Linked DNA regions of Homo sapiens: region 1 is linked to region 2. A link is an interaction called in ENCODE POLR2A ChIA-PET data of the cell type or tissue named here. Cell type or tissue: GM12878. All regions are shown on one strand. Links, peaks and the distances in the headings refer to the core of each region. The heading gives the core; the rest is flanking DNA.

Evidence for each region. ChIA-PET counts read pairs that join two places held together with the same protein. Peaks named below come from ENCODE experiments on the same cell type or tissue, not always from the same donor. Only the 100,000 strongest peaks of a DNase experiment are listed, where the experiment ranks them.
Region 1: POLR2A ChIA-PET joins it to region 2 with 6 read pairs; 2 of 35 experiments call an interaction of 5 or more read pairs at or near these places.

What each region holds. Positions count from the first base shown.
Region 1 is chr2:20,951,857-20,962,174 of GRCh38, forward strand. No RefSeq gene overlaps it. Among named protein-coding and RNA genes, the nearest start is that of APOB, 87 kb to the right of the region's middle. In GM12878, for the core only: no CTCF peak of the experiment used is centred there; no DNase peak of the experiment used is centred there; H3K27me3 peaks cover 206 bases.
Region 2 is chr2:20,738,159-20,748,476 of GRCh38, forward strand. LDAH (lipid droplet associated hydrolase) reads right to left here. Exons shown (of 7, transcript NM_021925.4): 5 at 1,813-2,047. Among named protein-coding and RNA genes, the nearest start is that of GDF7, 76 kb to the left of the region's middle. In GM12878, for the core only: no CTCF peak of the experiment used is centred there; a DNase peak (open chromatin) is centred at 6,723; H3K27ac peaks cover 327 bases.

The sequences.
Region 1 (10,318 bases), core at 457-8,456, 210 kb after region 2:
AGCAGTCATTCACCATCAAACCCTAAAAGATGCCTCTCAAAAGCAGTCATTCAACATCAAACCCTAAAACACTGGGTAGAAATGGAGGCCTTCAGTAGCAACCTTTACATTTATTAGGCTTGTGCAAAGTAATTGTGGTTTTTGCTGTTAAAAGTGATGGCAAAAACTATAGTTACTTTTGCACCAACCCAATATGAACCACGCTAATCTCAAACTCTATTTTATATCAACTCTTTCCCCTGCAAAATGCTAGTTTAGCTCCTATTTGCTGATACCTCCAGGTGTTTTTGGCACTCTTCATCCAGTTTACTCCCTCCACCCCCATATCTATCAGAACTTAAAGCTCAAAGGTTGAGGTGACACTAAGGGTTAAAGGCCAGCTGTCATCGTCTGCCATGGCCCCAAACAGTGTGTGAGGCTTGCAGGTTAGGATCCCTCCGTGCCCAAAGCTCCCCCCATGCCCCCAGGCACTGTCGCCTAGGGAGAAGCCAGATCTCTGACCCACAGATGCCCTTGCTTTCTGTTTCACCACCTGCTTCCCCCTGGCCCATTTGCTGAGGACTGTGGGCTTCTGCATTTCAAGGGGAAATGGAGGGGGGTCCCCTAGCCTGGCCCCTTAGTCTGGAAAGAAATGGACAAAATTCCATTTTAGCTATAAAGCTGAGAAAGAAAGGTATGTGCTCAAGACACATTTTTGGGGACAGGAAATTTCCCAAATCATTCACTTTTCCCTATAAAAACACACTAAAGCAGTAGTATAGCTATTTACTTACACGAATTAACGTGACATTATTCAAAATGACTATGAGTTTGAGCTTACAACATTTAGGATCTGAAAAAATAATCCCCTTCCCCCTAGATAAGCATGACATATACTCCACAGTAAGAGTACAGGACGAGAGAATCTGGGGACTGGAAGCAATCTTTGAGTTTATTTTATAGATGAGGAAACTGAGGCCCAAGGTGGGGTACTGTTTGGCCGTAGCCAGAATGCAAACTCATGATCTGGTGCCCGCAGGGCGCCAGGCTCTTCTGGGGCAGTCTTGCTGTGTTTGAGGAGGGCTCACACATGAAATTGTCTGGGCAGTCACTGTCTTCCATTTGAACACTGCAAGTGGTTTGGTCACAGACTGCCAGGGGGTAATGAGGACCCAAGGATTTGCTGTTTCCTTAGATTTCTGGGCCACTTGGGGCACTCAGCCATTGGCTTGATCATGGTAGAGAAAAGCTTGTGCTCACAAGCAGGGTACTTTTTTAGATGTAGTTTTTCAAAGAACAAGAGAGAAGATGGGTCCCACTAGGAAGCAAAAGCTCCGTAAATTTCTGACATTTGAGCCTTTGTGGATGAACCCCAGCAAATGGCAATGCACACTGGCTAAGGAAAGGGCATGTGGTTGTGAAGCAGCTGAGGAGGCAGTAGGCTGTTCCTGCCAACCAGGAAGCTGCCCAGAAGTGGCCGAGAAAGGCCAGAAGGAGGAAAGCCCCGTGAGGGAAGCGGGAGTGGCTCTCCTCTACTCAGGTGCCTCGGGGCCAGGCTTGTCCCCAGAGCATCAGCCAGTTCCCAGCAGCGTGTGTGCTGTGTGTGTGTGTGTTTGTAATATTTGTGGTGTGTGTGTGTATGTGTGCATGTGGTATATCACGTGTGTAGTGTGTTTATGTGGTGTGTGTACGTGTGTGTAATGTACGGGTGTACTGTGTATGTATGTGTGTATGGTGTATGGTGTCTGTGTGGCATGTATGGTGTGTGTGTGATGTGTGTGTGTGGTGTGGTGTGTTCATGTGTGTTTTCTGTCTGCATGGTATCTTTGTGTGTGTATGTGGTGTAGGGTATGTGTGGTGTATTTGTGTGTGGTGTGTGGTGTTTGTGTATGCGTGGTGTGTCTGTGTATGTGTATGTGGTATGTGGTGTGATTTGTGTGTGTGTGTGAGATATGTGATGTGTGTGATGTGTGTGTCTGATATGTGGTGCGGTGTGTAGTGTGGCATGTGGTGTGTTTGTATGTGGTATATATCGTGTANGTGTACAGGTGTGTTTGTGTGTGTGTGGTGTGATTTGTGTGTGGTTGCTGTTTGCGTGTGGGGTATGTGTGTGGGGTGTGTGTGTGGGGGGGTGTTGGGATGTAGGGTGTATGGATGTAGGTATGTGTGTATGTAGTGTGTGTGCAATGTGTGGTGTGGTGTGTGTGGAATGTGTGGTGTGGTGTGTGGTGTGTATGTGTGTGGTGTGTATGTTGTGTGTGTGCATGTGTGTGGTGTGTGTGTGGTGTGTATGTGTGTGGTGTGTGTGTGGGGGTGTGTGTATGTGTTTGTGTTGGGTGTATGTGGTGTATGTGGTGCGTGTACGTGTGTGTATGTATGCATGTGTGTGTGTGTATGTGGTGTGGTGTGTGTGTGTGTTTGGTGTCTGGGTGGTGTCTTTGTGTGTGTGTGGTGTGTGTATGTGTGTTGGGGGGGTGTATGGGTGTGGGGTGTGTATTAGTCCTTTTTCATGCTGCTGATAAACACATACCAGAAACTGAGCAATTTACAAAAGTAAGAGGTTTAATTGGACTTATAGTTCCACGTGGCTGGGGAAGCCTCACAATCATGGTGGAAGGCAAGGAGGAGAAAGTCCCATCTTACATGGATGGCAGCAGGCAAGGAGAGAATGAGGAAGACGCAAAAGTGGAAACCCCTGATAAAACCATCAGATCTTGTGAGACTTATTCACCATCACAAGAACAGTATGGAGGAAACTGCCCCCATGATTCAAGTTTCTCCCACCAGGTCCCTCCCACAACATGTGGGAATTATGGGAGTACAATTCAGGATGAGATTTGGGTGGGGACAGAGAGCCAAACCTTATCAGTGTGTGCGTGTGTGATGCATATGTGGCATGTTTGTATGTGTGTGTGGTGTGGTGTGTTTGTGTTTGTGTGTATGTGTAGATATTTGTGTATGTGTTTGTGTGGGGTGTGCATGTGTGTGTGGTACTGTGTGTGGGGTGTACGTGGTGCATGTGTGTGTACGTGTGTATATGTATGTGTGCGTGTAGTGTGTGTGTGTGTGTATATGTGTGTGTATATATGTGTGTGATGTGTGTGGGGTGTGTTGGTACAGGGCAAGAAGACTTCCCTTGGCAATGGAGGGCACAGGACATTTTGATGGGACCATTTTGACACACAGACATGTGGCAGTGGCATTAAGAAAACACCAGGAAATGCATAGCCTTTCTTTTATTTTCTTTTCTTTTTCTAAATTCCTAAGGAATGTGTGTAACTGTGCTCATCGGCACCCTTGCTCAGACACAGGTGAGGCGAGGCTTGGGGCCTAGGTAATAAACAGGGGTTGTTAGTCATATACGTTAATTGATAAAAACAAAACAAAAAAGACAGTAGAAAAATGGAGTTGTGATATATTGGAAGGGACTCCATCCAAAAGCCAGCAGTCACAAACTGCCGCATCTAAGTCTCTAGCTTCAGGCCTCAGCTTGCCGGCAGCTCTGGGGAAGTCCAGTTGAGAGGCTGCACGCAGCCCAACAGCCCTCCCGGGCCTGTTACCAACAGGCAGGTGCCCAGCGGCAGGGCTCTCACCTCCCTGCTCAGACCTCTGCACCCCACTCACCCCCGTTAAGCCCTTGTTCCTTTACCACAGGACTCCATCTTCTGATTGGTTGATCACTGGGGGATTCAAGGGAGGCTGCGAGTTGGAAAGGCAGTTGTGGGGAAGACTTTGGACAGGCAGGTCAGCCTGAGTGTCTGAGGCTACTGTGGTGGTTAACCCTTCCTCTGCTGGCTGTAGGGCCACACAGGTCTGATCCCTGGGTTCCATTTGTCCAAAATCAGCACTAGTGATATGTCCTGGGCCTTCAGCTGATTCTGAATCTTGCAGATGCCTGAGAATGACTGCCTCTAGGGATGTGTCCTCATGGCCTGGCTGGGCTTGGGCCCCTGGAACTGGACAACAGAGGTCTTTATCTCAGGAAGGACTGCATTTGGGTAAAGTGATTGAGTCAGAGCAACAGGGCCTCAGATCAGCCTTGAGGCACTGGGAGTGCGTTAGTCCCCCTCCTAAGCATCCTAGGTCTTTGCTTTGGACTTGGCATACGCTTAAAGAGCAGGAGAGGGCATCCTGGGCACCAATCCCGGACTGCTGCTGCTGTTCCACTCCTTGGAGCTCCCTCATTCACTGGAACCATAAACCTGCCCAGAGACACATTGAGGAACGAGGAGGTTGGCACCAGCCAGAGCTGTCCAGGCTGGGGGACTGGCAGGCCGGGCAGGCCAGAGTGCCTGCGTGCAATAGGGGCCTCATTCATAGCTGCTGAATGGAAGAGAGTTGGTGAGGCAGCAGAGGGGCTTCCCTGGATTCTAGCGAGCTCTGCTCAGGCACCAGGCTACCCTGTGTCTGGAGGCCTGGCCTGCTGAAACGTACTCTTGCCCAGAAGCTGCTGTCTAAACTTCTCTGTCAGGGCACCAACTCCAGTGCCATCACCTGACACATAAAGATTTGATTGTATTGCTCCTCATTCAAAAATCATTACAGGGTCCCCGTTAGCTTCAACAGTGTTTCCTGGAGTAAATGCTAAGGGATGTTTGTCCCATGAGATGTTCCTTAACAGTTGGCTTCAGTGGGTGTGATTCCCTCTTGAGGATGCAACCCAAGGGCTCTGTGGAGCCTGCAGGGGCAGAATGGGTTTCCCAAGCTTGACCATGGGACACTAGCGCCCTGTCTTTTCTTCTCTTAACTCCTATTGCATATGGCAGAGTATGGGGCATAGTTTGGTAACAGTAACCCATAGCATAAAAGCCAAAGTGGTCTTGCATTCAATAGATTATAAAATCTGGTCTCAATCTAAGGTTCTCCCCATCTCACCCCCTGCATTGCTCCTCCTTCCTATGCCCCATGGATTCCCTTCCTTGGGCATGCTGTGTGTCATGGACTGAATTGTGTCTTCCTAAATTCACATGTTGAAGCCCCTAGTCCACCAGAATGTGACTGTATTTGGAGACAGGGCCTTTAAAGAGGTGATTAAGTTAAAATGAGGCCGTTAGGGTGGGCTCTAATCCAATATGATTGATGTCCTTATAAGAAGAGCCAGTTAGGACAAAAAATGAGGCAAGAGATATGCATGTACACTGAGGAAAGACCATGGGAGGATGCAGAAGAAGGTGTCAATCTGCAAGCCAAGGACAGAGGAACCAGCTCTGCAAGACCTTGATCTTGGGCTTCCAGACTTCAAAACTGGAAGTTTCTGTTGTTTAAACCCCCCAGTCTGCAGTACTCTGTGATGGCAGCCAGTGCTGATTGAGCCCCTGTGCCACCCACTGCCCCACAGGGGTACCCTAGAACCCAAAGTGTTCCATCCCATAATATGCTTATGCTCCCTTCCTCCTGGGATGCTGTGCTCTGCCACCATATTTCTCTTTGCAAAAACCAAGCAAAACCAACATAAAATAAAATATAATTCCACCTGTCTTTTAAGGCCTCACTCAAATGCCTCGTCATCCAACGAGCTCTCCCTGGTCTGTTCAGCTGAAGGGAGTCCCTCTCTGTGCCTGCGGAAGGTCAGCTCACGCGTTTCCCACTGCCCTCTGTTATGTGGAATTGTGCACAGTGACTCCTGCCACCACACTGTTGGATTTCTTGAGGCAGAACTCATCTATGTCTCAGTTCCTGGCATGGTGCCTGCCACTGAAGAGGTGCTCAATAATTATGTTCTGGACGCCATTAAAACTATGCCTCTGCAGTGCCTCGTGCCTGCCTGGTATCTTCCAGCTTTTGTGATGCCAGGACCCAGAGTGCAGTCTCCACACTGGCTCAGGGAGCTGTGGAGGGGGGAGCTTCTGAGATGGGCCTTGAAGGGTACAGAAGAGGTGAAGTCACTTCTCGGTGACAGCGAGGAGCAGAGAGCTGCCTTATCTGAGTTTCCATGTAACTGCACGTATGTTTGACCTGAACACACAGGAACTCTGGGCCTTGCACATGGAGACAGGCAGTCCGCCAGCAATATGGGGCTCCTGGCTCTGTTCTCTAGGGAAGTTTCTTCCGGCAACCCCACTGGAGCTGGGAGGCGCAGGCGACCGAGCACCAGATCGAAGCTGGAACCTCCTTCTGGAGGCCTGGGCTGGGTCAGTGTGTGTGTTGTGCCGCCAGCACCTGAGTGGCACCCGTCCCCTCACATGGGGTTTGTCAAGCGTCTCTGCATCCCTGGCCTCGGGAAGAAGGGCCCCGGTGGGAGCGGGAGCGTTGACACCCTCCCCTCTGATCTGAACACAGGTTTCTAATTTCCCAGTAATTTGCCCTTTCTCCCTCTTCCCAGTTGGCTTCCCTGTCACTTCATTTCCTGCCGTATTCTCATCTTACAGCAAAGGTGAAGAGAGTTGACCTCTCCTTGCCCCAAAGCGGAATAAAATCCAGAACAGATTTTTGTGAATAAAAATAGGCTTGAATACCCACAGCCAGCCACCTTGGGCTCCGCTCAGCCCATCTGGCCTGTGGAGTTCTCTCCCCACCCGGCCAGCCCACAGGGCAGAGCTGCGGAGGGTGGGCCGGTGGCCAGCCAGAGCCAGAGCAGGCCCAGCCGGGGGCTGTTGGACAACTTTATCCTCTCACATGGGGGACGGCTGCCTTTTCCAGTGGACTAGGGAGGAAAGATTGAAATGTCAGCACCTGGTGGGAAAAAAACAATTTCTGTTTAGAACATTTGGGAAAATTCCAAGAGGGATGCAACTGATCCCCCTCCCCCTCCTAGTATTTTCAAAGGGATTGTGGCTTCAGAGCTAGACAGACCCCAGGTCCGGTTCTTGCTCTTTTGTGGTCAGCTGTATTATCTAAGGTAAGAAACTTCATCTCTATGAACCTTAGTTTCGTCATCTGCAAAATGGAGATAAGGATGTAGATTCTGCAGGTAGGCTGGGAGGATACATGAGCAAGACAATCACAGGTGTTCAGCGCAGGGTCTATCTATGTGTCCTTCCTCCCATTCAGGTTTCAGCTTAAACGCCAGAGGGGTGTGATGCCCCCTCTAAATGCAGTGGCCAGTTCTGGTCCATCAGAGCGCCCTCTATTCCCTTTCCATGGTGGGATGTTTTCTTATTTCTTGTTTATGTGTGCTGTCTGGCTATGCGTGCTGTCTGGCTCCCGGTCCTAGCAGGAAAGACTGCCAGAGCAGGAACACTGCATTGGGGCACCCTATGATGCTGGCAGAGAGAGGGCACTCAAGAAAGATTTATTTAAAAAGTGGGTGCAGAAATTACAGCTATTATTTTTATTGTGTCAGGGTAACTTTTTCAACATATGATTTGGTGTTTTTACCTTTCCCTGTATTTTCCCAGTTTCCCATCCTTTTTCAAGCAGTTAGAGGCCCTGGGCATCCTTATCTCAGGGGGTGTTTGTGGTTAGCTTAAAAACAAAAGTTGCTGCAAGATACACTTTCCTTCCTGGATTTTATTCCCAAAGAGTCTGAAACTATTGAAAAGATAGTGCTGGTTGTCTGGAAGGTTTGAGGAGAGAAAGAAAATGAGAGAGAAGGAGACAGATTTTGGAAGAAACATGAAGACAGAGGGACTTCCCATCTTCCTTCTCCTTTAATCCAAAAAAAGATTTCTGGCAGTGGGTGGGGCAGGAGGATGGTCCGAGGGTTCTGTGAGCAGCAGCGGATGCCCACATACCCATGAGACAGCATCCTGAGAAGGTAGCCAACATGCAGAGGAGGTGGGGACCGCGCACTGGGCTTCCCTAGGGGTGAGAGTGGCACCAGAACAGCAGAATGGCCTGGTGTGATGGGCATGTGGGCAGGGCCAGCTAGGGCTGCTGACCGACAGGCCTCCCTGGCACCCTGATGCTGCTTACAACCCTGGAGAAGGCACAGCTCTAGAATGACGGAAGCTCAATCAGGGCTCAGAGTCAGAACTGAGTTCCACTCTCTGCTCTGCTTTATTTATTCAGAGTCTTCGATGATGTGCCCTGGGCTGGTGTTTGGAGAAAGGCAAGTGTGGGTATGAGCAGCAGCATTGCAGGTTCCGGACACCCCGGAGGCACAGCACCCCTGTACCTACCATCACTCCTGGGCTCAGCTTGGCACTGCTCAGCCAGGACTTCACACCTGTGATGATCAGAGGGCACTATGTATCAGGTGTACATTCCCCATCCCCCTACAAAAAGGTAGTAATTCTTTGTTTTTCTACAGCACTACTAAATCTAGTAGAAGGACTCTTTTTACCACAGTTGATGTCTAATATCTGTTGCTTTTCGCGGCTCCCTGTCCCTCACTGTCATATGAGAACCTCAGGGCTTTGTGATTCAGGAGAAGTGTGGAAGAGGCCACAGCTGCAGATGTGAATGGTGCACAGCTGTGGTTTCTTGCCCAGGCCATGTGGTTCATTAGAAGGCAGCTGGCTCCACTGTCAGCCTTGTTCCTACTCTGCCGAGCTCTGCAAGGGGTACTTCCAGGGTAGGCTCAGCCCTGATGCTCCTAGCCACATCTCCGTGGCACCTCTGGCAGGTCCAACTGCTCTCCAACTCTGTGTGCAAATGGGATAGGGACCCCTTCCACCCTCCAGCCTCAGGATCCCACTCCCTGGAGGCAGACCTCTTCTCTTTGTCCCTTAAAGAACCAGCTTCCAATTCCTTCCCAGCTAGGACAGAACCAGACAATTCTTCCTATGGCCTTGGTTTTCCAAGAGAAGGTCACCTTTGTCTCACCTGGTGATGTCTCCCCTGAAGCACAGAAGAGAATCACGAGTACTTGTTTCAAAGAAAATGACCAAAATCTGTCTTAGCTTCCCATCGCTGCTATAACAAGTCACCACAATTTGCTGGCTTCAAAAAACACACATGGATCTTACAGTTCTGTAGAAGTTTGACATGGGCTTCACTGGGCTAAAAGTAAGGTGTTGGCAAGGCTGTATTCCTTTCTAGGACTGATGTAATTCAACTCTGTGTCCCCACCCAAATCTCACATTGAACTGTCTGTGTCACCACCCAAATCTCACATTGAACTGTCTGTGTCACCACCCAAATCTCACATTGAACTGTAATTCTCAATGTTGCAGAAGGGGCCTGGTGCGAGGTGATTGGGCCATGGGGGCAGACTTCCCCCTTGCTGTTCTTGTGATAGTGAGTGAGTTCTTACAAGATCTGGTTGTTTAAAAGTGTGTAGCCACCTTGCACCTCGATCTCTCTTGCTTCTTCTCTGGCTGTGTAAGATGTGCCTGTTTCCCCTTCACTTTACGCCATGATTGTAAGTTTCCTGAGGCCTCCCCAGCCATGCTTCCTGTGCAGCCTGAGGAACTGTGAATCAATTGAAGCTCTTTTCTTTATAAATCACCCAGTCTCAGGTAGTTCTTTACAGCAATGCGAGAACAAGCTAATACAGGGATGAATTCATTCCCTTCCCTTTTTCACCTTCAAGTGCCTGTATTCCTGGGGCCCCGGCCCCTTCCTTCTTTTTTGAAGCCAGTAGCTGAGCATCACTCCAAACCGCTCATAAGGAAATGGCATTCTACTTGAGTAGCAGACAGGTGAGCCAACAAATACAATCTCATGTGGTAAGCGAAGAACAGGTTCAGGGAAGAAGCATGGTCAAAAAAGGGCCCAGTACCCTGGGTGAGAGAGGGATGGGTTCTCAGAGGGCTGCTACTCAAGCCAAGGCTTATCTTACCTCCTCTACCCAACTGTGGAAAAACTTGAAGAAGTAATTGGGTATAACTCATCTTCTTATTTTCCTTGATGCTAAATTCACTGCTTTGCAACCTGTAGACACCCAATAAATATCACTTGCAATGAACCAGTTCTCTTCTGAGTCATTTTTGTCTTCTGGGCTACAGTTGCAGATGGGAGATGAGAGAACAGTGCCAAGCTAGAGGGCTGAGCTAGCATCCTCAGGACAGAGCCCTAGCTTTAGGGCTTGGCAGATTTTTATTGTCATGCATTTTCTTCCCTTAGCAGAGATGAATTCCAGAATTGAGGCAGGAAGCTCTCTGTTTAGTTGTGGGACCTCACCAGGAATTCACCCCAGACATCAGGGAATTAGATTTAAAATCTCGCCCTTGCATTTAAGCAGGGCTTTAGGATCACTTGGGGGTTGATAATTGATAGATGTCTCCTCGTTTGAGTTTCTTCATAAAATAACATGCAGGGAGCAAGGGAATGAAATTGAGCAAGTGAAATACTTGGCAGAGTCTCAGGAAAGACGTTAAGAATAGATCTATGAGCTGTGCCCCATGGCGGGGGGGTTGCTTCTGAGTCGGGAGGTGCATGGGTTGGCGGCAGGAGGAAGCGTCATGGAGCCTCTGTTTCTGAGCCCATGTGTTGAGATTCCAGCCTCTAGTCAGAA
Region 2 (10,318 bases), core at 1,817-9,816:
GGAGAATCACTTGAACCTGGGAAGCGGAGGTTGCAGTGAGCCGAGATCGCGCCACTGCACTCCAGCCTGGGCAACAGAGTGAGATTCCATCTCAAAATAATAATAATAATAATAATAATAATAATAATAATATATAGATTCTTGCAAAATACAGTAATTAAGAAAATTAATCCTTTATCACAAACCCTTGTAGCAGAACACATCTCCCTATATATATAAGCATTGTACCTAGGGTGGGTGCATCCCTCCTCTTATTTTCAGGAATATCCTACTTTGTCTATGGAGGAGCTGTTCTTTCACCACTTTACTTACTTAATAAACTTGCTTTTGCTTTGCACTGCAGACTCACCCTGAATTCTTTCTTGCGCGAGATCCAAGAACCCTCTCTTAGGGTCTGGATCGGGACCCCTTTCCTTAATAATATGGTGGAGAGATGAGGAGTTGGACCAAATGGTCTTTAAGGGATATTTCCAACATCAACCTCTGGCAATTTCTATGACTGTCCTTAGCCCTTGCTTTCCCTCTTCCTATCTCATCTTTTTAAACCACTATGCTAAGGGTATATTAAAGAATGGAAATTGGAGGGAAAATGGAAGGGGGAAAAAATCTATCAATAGGACAAATATACTGAACCTTGTATTTTTGAGGACTGCTTCTTGTTACATATTTAGAAAAACACCTCCCATATGAACTGCAGCTGCACAATTGAACAGGCAGGGCTGTTAACTTGTTTCTAGTTCATTAGGCATGTGACCTTATGGCATTCTTAATACAGCTGAGCATGGAAAACTTTATTCAGGAGTCCTGCTGTTATCATTAACAAGGGCAACAGCACCAGCTATGGTGAAAGGAAATGCAATACAGTGGCAGAATGCCTGGGTTTCAACACTACATACTAGTTGTATAACTTTGGGCAATCATGTAACCTCTTTGTACCTCAGTTGCTTCATCTAAAATGGGGACAATAGCAATACTAAACCTTATTAGTTCTTTTGAGGAACACAGGTAAAAGCTTAGAAAGTGCCATCAGCTACTGCTGCAACTAATTGTTACATCGTTCATTGGAGGTCGGTTATAAATAAAATACTAGATAGAAGCTTTGGATATTTTATCACATTTAACACTAGAATAACCTTTTGAAGTACGGAGTATTGTTATCCCCACATTATAGATTAAGAAACTAGGATTACTTTATTATGAAAGTCATTTATAAATGTAGTATAAAATAGTATGATCTAAAAAGATAGACTACATTTTAAAACAACTTTTGAAGCCAAAAAGTAAAGTCACAAAAACATTTCCTAGCATATTCATAAAAATCAGCAAAGCACCCAGTATTAAAATACATTACCATGACAAATATTTATTACTTCTATGATTTAAATTCTCCCAAAACATTTAAAGGAGGAAAATAAAAACAACCTGTTAACTCTACAAGAATATTAGGCTTTGTGTCCTTGTGCTGTTTTTCGTAAAGTACTCCCACTAAGCTAACAGGCACACCAAGGATTCCTGTAGGGACTCCATATATACTATGTACTATATGCGGAAGAAGTGTTTCTCACTGTGCTGCAGCTAGAGTGAAGAATCAGAAACATAAGGTAAAATTAAAGCTTGATGAGGCTTTTCTAATTTCTTATGAAAAAATTCATTCTATTTCTAATTTTATTTATTTCTAGTTTTAAACTTTTGGAAGAGGAAAAAAAAACTAGTAAATAATTGCTTGCTTGATATTTGTCCACTGTCAGAGAGTATTGTGTAAACATTTTGTGATACAAGAATAAACATACACATTTTAAAATCTGTGCTTACCAAGGCAGAATGGTTCTAATATATTCAATGGTGAAAATTCATTCTCTAGGTTCATTACTTGAAGGCCCCTTCTGATTAGCAAGGACTTGATTGTCTCAGGACACGGTTTCAATAATAAGTAGCCAGTAACATAGAGAACATATCGAAACCAGCACAAAAGTGGAGTGGCAATTCTGCCATTGGGTGACTCAGACATTCGTTCAATTGTTGGAAAGAGCAGAAAGGCACGAATTACCTGCAATAAAGAAGCATACTTTGATGAGAGGTTTTCTTAAAGGATAGGTCCATTACTTATTGTCTCTTCTATATAGTAATGACAAATGAATGGGTTTTAGAATGACTAGAGATCTCTTCAGAGTGAGAAGAACCACCACTCACCACCCTCTCAGCCTATAACTAGGCAAAATCACAGCTCACTGCAGCCTCATCCTGAGTGCAAGTGATCCTCCCACCTCGGCCTCCCAAGTAACTGGGACTACAGGTGTGCACCACCATGCCTGGCTCATTTTTTATATTTTTGTAGAGAGAGGGTCTCCCTGTGTTGCCCAGGCTGGTCTTGATCTCCTGGGATCAAATGATTCTCCTGCCTTGGCCTCCCAAAGTGCTGGGATTACACACGTGACCCACCATGTCCAGGCCCCCTCATTTCTTTTTAATGCTAAAAAATATCCTATCATCTGAATGTACCGTAGTGTATTTATTCATTCACCTACTGAAGGAAATACTGGTTGCTTGTAAGTTTTGGCAATTATGAATAAAGCTGCTATAAATGCCCATGTGCACTAAGTTTTCAACTTCTTTGGGTAGATACCTACGAGCACAATTGCTGGATCACATGGTAAGAATATGTTTAGCTTTGTATGAAATCACCAAACTGTCTTCCAAGGTGGTTGTACTATTTTGATTCCCACCAGTAATGAATGAGAGGTGCTCCATATCCTGCTGTTTCTATATCCTTTTCAGCATTTATTGTCAGTGTTCTGAATTTTGGCCATTCTAACAGGTGTGGCGTTATCTCACTGTCATTTTAATTTACATTTCTTTGATGCCATATGATGTGGAGCATCTTCTCATATGTTTATTTGTCATCTGTATATCTTCTTTGGTGAGGTATCTGTTAAGGTTTTTGGCCCATTTTAAAATAGGTTTTATATTTTTCTTATTTTGAGTTTTCTGAGTTCCTTGTATATTTTGGATTAGTCTTTTATCAGATGTGTCTTTTCAAAGATTTTCTCTCAGTCTATGACTTATCTTTTTATTCTCTTGACCCTGCTTTCTGTAGAAGTTTTTAATTTTAATGAAGTTCAGCTTATCTGTTATTTCTTTCAGGGACTGTACCTTTGGTTTGTATCTAAAAAGTCATCATCATATCCAAGGTCATCTAGGTTTTCTCCTATGTTATCTTCTAGTCATTTTATAGTTGTGTTTCATATTTAGAGCTATAATCCATTTTGAGTTGGTTTTTGTGGTAAGTATAAGGTCTGTGTCTAGATTCATTTTCTTGCACATGGACGTTCAGTTGTTCCAGCATCATTTGTTATAAAGGCTGTTTTTGCTATACTCACTGCACTGTGCAATATATCCCAAAGGAAAAAACGTTATTACTTCTGTCTATTTGAGGCTTTGTACCCTCTAACATTCCTCTCCTCATTCTCCCACTGCCCACCACCCCAGACTCTAGTAACCACCATTCTACTCCCCACTTTATAAGTTCTGTTGTTTCAGATTCCACATATAAGTGAGGACATGCAGTATTTGTCTTCCTGTGTCTGGTTTATTTCACTTACCATAATATTCTCCAGGCCCATCTACATTGTTGCAAATGACAAAACTTCTTTTTTAAGACTGAGCAGTATTCCATTGAGTGCATACACATTTTCTTTATCCATTCATCTGCTGATGGACACTTAGGTTGATTCTGTTAACTTTGCTATTGTGAAGGGTGTTTCAATGGACATGGAGTACATACATCTCTGATATATTAATTTTATTTTATGGCACGATCCTGGCTCATTGCAGCATCCTATAAATTTTGATAAGTTGTGTTTTCATTTTCATTTAGTTCAAAATTATTTCTCAATTTATCTTGGAATTTCTTTTCTAATCCATGTTTAATCTCCATGTATTTTGGGACTTTCCAGTTATCTTTCCTTTATTGGTTTCTAGTAAAATTCCACTGTGGTCTGAGAGCAGGCATTATATAATTTCTATTCTAAATTTGTTAAGGTGTGCTTTATGGACCATAATGTGGTCTATCTTGGTGAATGTTCCACGTGATCTTGAGAAGAATGTGTATTCTGCTCTTGTTGGATGAAGTAGTCTATAGACGTCAATTATATCAAGTTGATTGATGGTGTTGTTGAATTCAACTAGGTCTTTACCCATTTACTGCCTGCTGGATCTGTCCATTTCTGATAAAGGGGTGTTGAAATCTCCAACTATGATAGTGGATGCATATATTTATGCTTGTAGTTCTATCAGTTTTTGCCTCACATAGTTTGATGCTTTGCTGCTAGGCACATGCATGTAAAGGACTGTTATGTCTTCTTGGAGGACTGACCTCTTTATCATTACGTAATTACCTTTTTTATTCTGGATAACTTTCTTTGCTTTGAAAAGTCGGCCTTGTCTGAAATATAGCTACTCCTGTTTTCTTTTGATTAGTGTTAGCTTGGTATATTTTTCTCCATCCATTTACTTTTCATTTACATGTGTCTTTATATTTAAAGTGGGGTTCTTGTAAACAACATACAGTTGAGTCTTGTTTTTTGATCCACTCTAACAATCTTTTAATTAGTGCTTTTCTTTTTCTTTTCTTTTTCCTTTTTTTTTTTTTTTTTTGAGACAGGGTCTCACTCTGTCACAGCAGCCTTGACCTCCCAGGCTCAAGGAGATCCTCCCACTTCAGCCTTCTGAGTAGCTGGGGCTACAGGCACACACCACCACGCCTGGCTAATTTTTCAAATTTTTTGTAGAGATGGTCTGTCTCCCTATGTTGTGCAGGCTGGTCTCAAACTCCTGGGCCCAAGTGATCTTCCTGCCTCAGCCTGCCAAAGTGCTGGGATTACAGGTGTGAGCCACCACACCAGGCCTATTTGGTGCACTTAGACCACTGATGTTCAAAGTGATTACTGGTAGTTAAATTAATATAGACCACATTTGTCATTATTTTCTATTTTCATCTTCCACATATTTTCTGCCTTTTGTGGTTTTAATTGAGCATTTTATGTGATTCCATTTTCTCTCCTTTCTTAGCATGTCAGTTATACTTAAAAAAAAAAAATTCTTCTAGTGGTTGCCCTAGATTTTGCAATATCCATTTACAACTAGTCCAAGTCCACTTTTTTTTTTTTTTTTATTATACTTTAAGTTTTAGGGTACATGTGCACATTGTGCAGGTTAGTTACATATGTATACATGTGCCATGCTGGTGCGCTGCACCCCCAAGTCCACTTTTAAATAACACTATACCACTTTATAAGTAGTGTATCATACAAAAACAAAATAATCCTAAGTCTTCCCTCCTGCTCCTTGTGTTGTTGTCATTCATTTCACTTATATGTAAGCATACATATAACATATAAACATACAAAATCGAAAGCACTGTTGCTATTATTATTTTGAACAAACTTATCAGTTAGATCAATTAAGAATAAGAAAAATGAACATTTTAGTCTTTGTTTATTCCCTCTCTGATGCTCTTCTTTTCTTTATGGAGATCTGAGTTTCAAACCCCTATTATTTTCTTTCTGAGTTTCCTGGATCTGAAGTTTGATGTCTGACATTAATTTAAGAAATGTCTCTGTCATTATTGTTTGAAATATTTCTTGTTTCTTTCTCTCGTTCTTTTCCATCTAGTATTCCCCTTATGCATATGTTTCACCTTTTGTAGTTGTCCTGCAGTCCTTATTCTTTTTTTTTCTTTTCCCAGTCTTTTTCTTTGCTTTCCAATTTTGGAGGTTTATGTTGAGACATTCTCAGGCTCAGAGACTCTTTCTTCAGCCATGTTCAATCTACTGATAAGCCCATCAAAGCCATTTTTATTTTACGGTGTTTTTACTCTCTAGCATTTCTCTTTGCTTTTTCCTTAGGATTTCCATCTCTCTTCTTACATTGTCTACCTATTCTTGAATGATGCCTTCTTTATCTGTTATAGCCATTAGTATATTAATCATAGTGGATTTAAATTCCTCATCTGATAATTCCAGAATCCCTATCTGTCTGGGTCTGAAGCTTGCTCTATTCTCCTCAGATTTTTTTTTTTTTTTTTTTGCCTTTTGGTATGCCTGGTAATTTTTTCTTGGTAGCTGGACATGATGTACCAGGTAAAAGGAACTTTTATAAATCAGCTTTTAGCAATGTAGCAGTTAGGTGGGGGAAAGGGGAGGGGAGACATTCTATCATCCTATGATTAAGTCTCAGTCTTTTAGTAAGCATATGCCTCTGGTGTACAAACTTCTAAGTGTTTCCTCAGTATTCTTCTCCCCTCTTTGGTAGGACAGGATGGCTAGAGTTGTCTGGAGTTTAGTATTTCCCTTCTCTGATGCAGAAGGTTAGAGCTGACAAGAGTTAGGTATTTCCCTTCCCTTGGGTCAGGCTCTAATAATACCCCAGCAGGTTAGGATTTAGCTAACTAATTTCTCCTGGGGGCAGACCTTGTTAAGAAGAGCACAGTGCTCTGGCATATTTCAAAATGGTTCATTTCACCTTCCCCCTGCCAGAAGCACATAGGGATTTTTCTGCAATATTTACTTGGAGAATCTAATTGAGCTCATGTAGGTAAGTCTAACAAAATTGTGGTGTTTCCCCATGAGTGGGTCCTCCTGGAGTTTAAAACTTTCAGAGTTGTTCATACTGAACCTCCTATAATTCATCAATTACAGCTCAGGTTTTTCTACCATGGCACTGCTTCCTGTGGGGGTTTCTGTTTGTGACTGCATGCTCTAGTAACTTGTGGCTCTCGGTATTTGCCAGTCTGTCTCTCTAGTCTTTTGGGGACAGTGGTTTTCCCTGTGTCCTCCCCTATCCTGGGTCCGATAAGAATTGATTTCTCAGTTTGCTTAGCTTTTTACTTGTTAGGGTTGGAGTGGCAACTTCTAAGCTCCCTACATGTGGAACTGGAAACCAGAAGTCCTAATAATATTTCTGTATATGTCTTTTGGTGCATGTATGCATGTACTTCTGTTGGCTGTATCACTTCAAAGTAGAAACACTGGGTCATATAGTAGGCATATATTCATCTTTAGTAGATAATTACAAAGAGTTTTCCAAAGTAGTTCTACTAATGCTCTTGCAACAGTGTACAAGGCACACAAAGATTTCTATTTCTCCATATCCTTATCAACACTTGTTACATTTTGTTTTTCTAATAGACATCTTAACAGGTGTTAGGTGATATATCATTGTGGTTTTGATTTGCATTTCTCTGATAATTAGTGATGTTGAGCACCTTTTCATATACCTGTTGGTCATTTGCATTTTTTTTGAAGAAATGTCTATTCAAGTCCTTTGCCCATTTTTAAATTTCTAAGACAGTAGAATAGATTTCAAGTGTTCTTATCACAACAAAAGATAAGCATGTAAGGTACTGCATAAGTTACTTAGCTTGATTTAGTCATTCCACAATATATGCTTATTTCCAAACATCATATTGTACCAATCTATATACTTTCTATTTGTCAAATAAAAATATATATTAAAAAATAAGATATAATTGAGGCTAATAACTAATCAAGTAAATGACTGAGCATATGTATGTTAATTAGCTGTAATACATGATTTATAATAAATGATCATAACAATTTAAGCAATAAATAATAATTGAATCAAATATGTATGATGGTAGTAAGTCACAAGTCCTATGACGGGGCAGATAAAATAATAAAAGAGGACTAGAAATTGCTAGGGGTGGTGGGATAGTTTTAAATAGGGTGTTCAGGAAAGGCTTTGATGAAAGGTGACATTTGTGCAAAGGCAGTTAGGGGGTGAGCTAAGAGATGCTTGGAAAAATAAATTTTGTGGGGAGAGGGAAGAGCATGTGCAGAGGCCATAGAAAGCTAAAGTGGTGTGTTTGAGTAAGAGCCAGGTGAACAGTATTGCTGGAGCAGAGTACTTGAAGAAGAGAGCAGTTCAAGTGTTTACTAAAATGTCCTCAATGATTTAAAGAATATAAATGATTAATTCAGTTAATACCAAACTAGAAGAATGTACCACACAGATTCCAGACTGGTTATGTAACCCATAGTACATAAGGAACTTCAGATTGATCAAATCAGCTGGCAGAAACAGGAAACAATCCATTACTTTTATAAACGATCCTTTACTGTGACCCATGTTAAGCAAAACTGCATGTAAGGGAAACTCTAAAAATATATAAGCAACCACAGGGTTATATTTGATTGATCTATATCAATAACAAATTGAGAATTAAAATGCAGTCTGAAATAATGGGAATGGACCAAAACAATAAGGAAGTTCTAATATGTACATTGAATGCGTCACTGCCTTGTAAAAATATAAGAAGACCAAAGACCTTATCACAACTAATACTTAGTTGATGAGACTGGTTTTCCTCTCTTGCCTTTGGAGAACAACAATTATTACCTGCTGGGTGACACTTTTCCTAGATATTGTAATGATAATTTCAATGAAATTTGCAGTCCAAATTTGATAAATCACAGTAATAAAAATTTTTCATTCTTCATATTGGTAAAAAAAAAAATCACCTAAGTCAAGGAAGTATGCCTAATTTGATAACACAGCTGTGTGGTGAAGGTTTCCAAATCTGTGTACACGACCAAACATTTTCTTATGTTACTATCTCATTAAAAAAAGAACTCCCATGTTAGCCAATTCATTCTATCCTAAGAAAACATTTTCGCATATTTCACATTCTCTTCTGTTATCTACCAGAATGAACTTTTGATAATGAAGCACAACCGTGTTTTCTTGAACAGTACAGGAAGGTAAATATGCACACTGGGAATTTTTATACTGGATACATTTGCAGGGGTTAGAGGAAAGTATTTTGATGCTTATTTTTCTTGAATTTATTATTATTGTTGTAATCATTTTTTAGAAAAGGAGCTAAGAAACAATTTGAGGTATGGCCACAAGGTAAGAAGTATGGTGCTTAGGTGTGGATTGTGCACAACCTGTTTCATTAAATAGGCTTTAAAAAAACAGTAAATCTTCAAAATCCTTGAAAGACTTCACCTGTTTATATAGCTTATTACAGATGCATCCATTTTTCTGGGAGAGCAGCAATGGTGCCTATGTGTTATGACTAAGTGAAGCTGCGACAAATAGTACTTCAACATCTTCAAAAAAACATTATCACTGCCACCCTGCCTATTTGTTTATTAGTTTAACCCACCCAATGTATTTATGGCAGGGTGCTTCTCCACCGTACAAGCAGAAAACAAACAAAAAAATAGCACACAGTTTCTCTTTTTATGTGACTGCAATATTTGTAAGGCATGTCTTAGCCAACATGCAATGTCAACCAGACAGCCTTCAAAGATAAACTTGCTAGCTGTCAAAACATAGGTCTAGAAGTAATCCTAGTTTAGTTTATCTCCTCTTCCCATAAGGCCATGTGTTCTTCTCCTTAGGATCACACTGGAAACACAAGCTTAGTAAGCTTATTTACTAAGTATGCAGTTTATAAACTGCAAATGCCATTATATTTTAATCAAGAGTTTGCTTTTTGAGATTTTCTACTCTGTCTTAAAAACTTCATATGTCAGAAAGATAAGAATATGCCTCGCAGGGAAGTACTTGGATTAACAGTAGTAGTGATAGCTTACTATTTTCTAGGTACTACACTTATGCACTTTATATATATTGTTTCATTTAATACACATAAAAACCTTATGAAGTTCCCTCATTCCACTGAAGAGAAAACTGAGGTTCAGCCACAAAGTGACAGAGATATGAATTAAAGCAGGATGATTTCTGAATCCATGCCATTAACCTTTATATATACTATATATTTACGTACAAAATAAGTTATTTGTAATTGTTATTGTTTGGAGGCAATTTTCTTATGGTTGAACCAATTACTACTATTATTGTTAGATATGGGCTAATCTTTACAAGTGTCTCAAATCATTTAGCTCCAGAAATAATTAAATCCATATCCTAAGAAGTAAAGCATGAGATCTTTCAACTACTGATTACTGAAACAAAATTATGCCATTTTAGTATGTTTCAGTTAAGATGGTACTCAAGAAACTAACCACTTTTGCCATTTTCCATTCATGTGAATTATATTCAGACCTCTGGGGCAGAGATTTTTCTACACTTTAATTACCTGAATGTGAAAAAAAAAGCCATTTAATACTTTTAATCTTCATGTCACGGTTGTTAATAATAAGGAATGTTTGCATATTTGCAGAGGTCTTTACATAACTTATAACTGCACAAACACCTGAAACTTAGCTTCAATATCTTCCTATAGCCCATTCTTCTCAAGCTTTTATCATTTTATATTCTCTGCACTTAT